Regions from separate parts of the Homo sapiens genome. Here region 1 is linked to region 2. A link is a contact called in ENCODE Hi-C or POLR2A ChIA-PET data. All regions are on one chromosome and are shown on one strand. Each heading gives the region's core, a stretch centred on a gene start or an enhancer-like site at or near the end of the contact. The rest is flanking DNA. Distances are from core to core; before and after follow the strand shown.

Evidence for each region. Hi-C counts contacts between places; a loop is a spot of excess contacts on that map. ChIA-PET counts read pairs that join two places held with the same protein, here RNA polymerase II (POLR2A).
Region 1: a loop to region 2 is called in a map of psoas muscle, with 4 times the contacts of the local background. The contact joins the enhancer-like site here to the promoter of SVEP1 in region 2. A Hi-C loop is called at or near these places in 1 of 168 maps with a recorded cell type or tissue (psoas muscle). POLR2A ChIA-PET finds 5 or more read pairs at or near these places in 1 of 52 experiments (endothelial cell of umbilical vein).

What each region holds. Positions count from the first base shown.
Region 1 is chr9:110,649,155-110,651,854 of GRCh38, reverse strand. No RefSeq gene overlaps it. Among named protein-coding and RNA genes, the nearest start is that of MUSK, 18 kb to the left of the region's middle. Within about 2 kb of position 1,419, at least 8 of the 41 ENCODE cell types and tissues checked have a DNase peak (open chromatin) inside an H3K27ac peak, as active enhancers do; they include endothelial cell of umbilical vein, where a contact is called at or near this core.
Region 2 is chr9:110,578,333-110,581,032 of GRCh38, reverse strand. SVEP1 (sushi, von Willebrand factor type A, EGF and pentraxin domain containing 1) reads left to right here and starts at 1,292. Exons shown (of 48, transcript NM_153366.4): 1 at 1,292-2,020. The coding sequence starts at 1,490. RefSeq lists enhancers at 1,424-1,924, 1,925-2,425.

The DNA.
Region 1 (2,700 bases), core at 170-2,669, 71 kb before region 2:
TTGACAATAAGAGGAGAATGCACTTATTATGTAGACTTTTAGTATACTGATTATTATGAGTCCTCTCCCCTTATAAATTAATAAATGTGCATTTATACCTATCTCCAGTACCTTCTCTTCTTGTTACCAAGCTTATAAGCAACTTCAGATCCTGAGCCTTCAAAGCAGAAGACCAGATCCTTAAATGGAATGACCTGGATTCCAGATTGAGCTCCCACCCAGCTCCAAGCTGCCTTTCCTTTAAATGCTTGTATTGGATCTCTCTTATTGGTGAAGTTTTATAAATATGCAATATTTGGTAAAGTGGGAAAAAAGACGAATTATTTTATATTAAAAAAAGAATAATAGATTTAGTGAGCACACAATCCATGATTATTCTGGTTAGTTTTACTGAAAAGAAAGTCTATCTGGGACAGAGTCTGAATGAAATAATGTTTTGAATATTTAGGGAATAAAACAGACACCATTCTTGTCTTAGCAGTCATGTGCTGAGTGAGTAATGCTGGTATTGTTTTACGAGATTGTTTTAGTATAAAACCGTAGTAAACTGTGCTGGAAAGTATTTCCCCACTACAAGCATGGAAACGAGACTTACTCATAATATTTATTTCTTCTCCAGAGTGCCTTTGCAGACCTGAAACATCTGAACTAACAAAAGGCCTCCAATTTATAATATAACACAGCTGCTCCGAGGATTGCGTGCGGGCATATGTGTGTGCATGATGGGAGGGGATTTCCTTGTATGTATTCATTTATGTGCCCTCTGGAGAAGGGGCAAGTTCAGTCCAACTGGAATTCTAAGTGCCTCTTACTGGGCATTTGTTATATGTAAAAAGCTGGCTCATGTCTAAAGTATCTTCCAGGCAGCGTGCAGCTGAGAGCCATATAAGAGAAGACTGTATATTGTTTAGGAACAGTGATGCTAATGGGTAGCATTTTCACAGCGAACAATTAGTTTTTCTACCACTGAAGAACAGTGTATTTATTATAAAGAAATGGGAATTATACAGAAACTGTCATCAGAAGATATGTTTCTATCATTATTTTCTATTATTAGTTATTCACAATCAGTAAGTTCACTTCCAACACATGTACTATACTTTTAACAGAGCAGAAACAATAAGGCTATCAGTATCACAGTTTAGTTCTTTCTTTATTCTTCACTTTTGTTCTTCCAAACTGTCAAAGCATGATTAATCTTGAATGTTACCAATTTAGAAAAAAATCTAGATATTCTAATAAATTGTTTTCTTCTTTTCTTTCCCATCTCTTTTCCAAACCTATTTATTCATTTAACTAACTGAACTTGACGCCAGGAATGCGGTGACAGGTGGATTAGTCTCTACCAGAGAACTCACAGTCTGGCTAGGGAGATGGGTGACTATATCAACAACTATGAGAGAGTGCAATAAGTGTTAGGCATGTTTAGAGCTCTTGGGAGAACAGAGTATGGGCACTTACAGGAGTTAGGCAATCATGGGGGCAGTCTGAGATGACCACCCCGCCCCACAAAGAGAGGACAGTGCTTGAACTAAGCAGTTGTTAACTGGGTAGATGTGAAGGCAGGGAGAGCAGCAGAGCTCACAGAAAACAGCCTACAAGATGTCAGGATCTGAGAGATACATGCCATGTCTTTTCTGGCCTAGTCTGTTTTTCCCTTGTACCTTTCCCTGAATGCCAAGTGCAAGTCATGAGACAAGGATTCAAAGAGGTGAAATAAAATCAGAGAACAAATTGGTATCGGTTTGCGTTCTGGAGGAAAGTGGCCAGTTGACAACAGACAGATATTTTACATGTTCTCCCCCAGTAACTAGTGAAATCACCCAGAAAATGGTGAAATGACTACATTCACATCAGAAACTAGGGAACCATCCAAATGCTAGAATTTCTGTTACTTACAGGGCAGAGGAGACATGTATGAAGAAGGCTGAGCAGGACTGGCTTGCAAATCACTTACCTTAGAAAGCAGAACCTTTCAAAAATTAACAAGAGATTTTGAACGTCATAGATACCATTATTTATCTAGTCTAGGACTTGGATAAGTAATGGACCACCCAATCAGAGGAAAATCTCGTTCTTTGAGGGCCTTTGGCAGAGGCTGCCTGCTCACCAGATTTCAGTGCTGTAGCTGCCTAGGGAGAGTGTAACGGGATTCAGGAGTAGCTATCCCATGAGGTCTGGGCCATAGATGGCTTTATCAAGTCACTGGCTGCTGGCAAGGGTGACATTGGAAAACTTTTGTCAAGGTCTAGGTCACTAACTGTTCAGAATGCTAAAACTGGGGGTTGATGAAGGCAGGTGAGGAACGATCTCCTGCAGGAGGCACATTTTCATTCGGTTCTCATAGTTTTTCATATACTGCACCAGGAATGGGGTACAGCCATAAATGATTTCGCACCGTTAGGTAAGTGTTGAGAGACACAGATGAAAAACTCTCCTGAAATGAGATGTACCTGCCAGGACTACCTACGGCCCCAGATCACTATGCACTCAATCTGGGCTACTGGATGAAGGAGTTAGAGATTAGGCTTCATTATGAAGACTCAAGTGAAGTATGGGAAAATATAAGGGGAATCCAGGCATCCTACTTATAGGGAGATGTATTAGGCCTTTAACAAAAGAATGAATGAACAGAAGAGACTCTTTCATCAAAAGTGGAAAAAATAGACCTTAAGAAAAATAAAAGTAAATTATTATAAA
Region 2 (2,700 bases), core at 43-2,542:
TACTGATGCTGAGCCAAGGATTGGAAGTGACTCAGTTCAGGTGGTTTACATAACCGTAGGCTTACCTACACGGTGTTCCTGACTCCCAGCTGGAATCTTTTAACCAAAGGCCCCACCCTCATGCAAAGTGCACCTTTTCTTTACACGTGCGCTCTCCCCTTTGGAGGTCTTGCTTTGGAAAAACCACCCCAGGTAGCAACTTGTTTCAAAGCAGATATATGCCAGGTACCACTTAAAGCCAGGTGGATCTTATCTGTTGAAATAGATCAAGAACACATGAAAGGGGACTGGGGACCCCCTACTTACACTTCAGACTTCAGCACAAACTTTCTGTCCTCAGAGAAGGCTTCTCTGGCCTCTCCAAGGTCAAGTCTGTCTACCTAAGCTCTCCTTTATTTAGCATGGTCACTTGTAATTACATATATTTTGTATGTTAATATCTGGTTAATGGTCACCTCACTTGTTACCCTTTAAGTTCATTGAGGATAGAATCCCTGTCAATTTTTGTTCCTTATATTTGCAGTGCCTCACATAGTTCCTGGCACACAATGGGTATTCAAAAAATATTTGTTAAAATCAGGAAAGAATGAACAAACAGATGAATGAATAAATGCACGACTGAAGTACCATGACAAATCATTCCTGTGGAACGCATAAGGTTAGATGCAACTCCTTTATGGTGTGATCTGAGGGGGCCCTTAAGGGCTTAATCTGCACGCTCACACACACCACTGATTAGAAATCCCCATCAGGAAAATTGTACAATCATCTATTTGGCGAGGGCTTTGGGACACTGAATGGGGGAAAAGAAACACAAAAGGTGAGCAAGCAGTTTTCAAAGGATGCTTTCAACTCCCTGGCCAGTCCGCGTGTATGTTTTCGTCTACAAAGTGTTTCCAATTACTGTGGCACTCTCGGTATCTGGATCCATCTCCAGTGAATTCCTCTGCAGCTCCTGCCAGACATATGGGATCAATCAGGGCTTCGGCGCTGGTGCGCTTGCTGCGGGAATGTTGACAGCCTGACAGACGCGGGGTTCTGGTGTCATGGAATCTCCGAGCCTTTGGCTTGATCCCGGGAGGAGAATGAGAGGGGGAGGAGGGAGATAGAGTCACAGATACAGAAAGTAGACAGGAGCGGGGAGAGGGAGAGAGGGAGAGAAGGAGGGAAGCGGGAGATTTTTCTTGACTGCCCCCTTTCCTTCAAACATTTTATAGGCTTCAGGGAGAGAGAGGAGGAGGAGAGAGGGAAGAAAAAAAGAGGAGAGCGAGAGGGGTAGAGAGCGCGCGCCGTTCCCTCCGGAGTTCCCGAGCTGCTGAGGAGTCTGGATTGTGTCTGTCCCCAGTGTCAGATGAAAGGGCGCTGAGGCTCTTGGCCGCTGCCCCGCGCCCAGCTCCGCGCACGCCCCTCTGCGAGTCCGGCCGCCCAGCGCCTCTTCCCGCCCGAGCCGCCGCCTGCGCTCCGGGGCAGCCGCTCTGTCTCCAGCGCGATGTGGCCTCGCCTGGCCTTTTGTTGCTGGGGTCTGGCGCTCGTTTCGGGCTGGGCGACCTTTCAGCAGATGTCCCCGTCGCGCAATTTCAGCTTCCGCCTCTTCCCCGAGACCGCGCCCGGGGCCCCCGGGAGTATCCCCGCGCCGCCCGCTCCTGGCGACGAAGCGGCGGGGAGCAGAGTGGAGCGGCTGGGCCAGGCGTTCCGGCGACGCGTGCGGCTGCTGCGGGAGCTCAGCGAGCGCCTGGAGCTTGTCTTCCTGGTGGATGATTCGTCCAGCGTGGGCGAAGTCAACTTCCGCAGCGAGCTCATGTTCGTCCGCAAGCTGCTGTCCGACTTCCCCGTGGTGCCCACGGCCACGCGCGTGGCCATCGTGACCTTCTCGTCCAAGAACTACGTGGTGCCGCGCGTCGATTACATCTCCACCCGCCGCGCGCGCCAGCACAAGTGCGCGCTGCTCCTCCAAGAGATCCCTGCCATCTCCTACCGAGGTGGCGGCACCTACACCAAGGGCGCCTTCCAGCAAGCCGCGGTAAGGCGCCCGCCCCTCCCGACCCGGGCCCTAGTCCCCGGGCCCTTCGACCCACCGCTGCCTGCCCGTCTCTATCCCGGGGTTCAGTCCTGGGCAAGGCATAACCACCCCAAGTCAAGCGTCCCCATCCACAAAACCAGAGTCATCGCTACCCGCCTATTATTGTTGTGGAGGTTCCAATGGGATAATGGATTTTAAAACGCTTAGAGGGATGTCAGGCTCCTTAGATAGTCGGCTTCGAGGACCCTGTTAGGAAGGGATCCTTGAAACGCTAATCACATTCACGTTTGTAGGAGCAGACGGTATCCAAGCTGAAACAGGTGAGCATGGTTTACAAAGTGTTTCTAAAGGTAGGACATGGAGTGATATAAACCTAACCCCAATTCTTTTTAAAGTTATGTTATGCTTTCAATGTAAGATTCGTGCCCTTCCTATTTTTGCTCCAATCCTTTATTAGATTTTTAATATCTGGAAGAGGAAGTCAGTTTGGGATGTCGGACTTTTGTAAAGTGTGTCTGTTTTTCTGATTACAAATTAATCCATATTCAGTGGGGGAAAAAGAAACATATAGAAATATCTAACACATAATAGCAAGCCAGTGTTTGTGGACTGAATTAAACAAAAAGTAGGGAGAGGAAAAAAAAACCCTAAAATTTCATCACTTTAAAAAAGCCACTGTT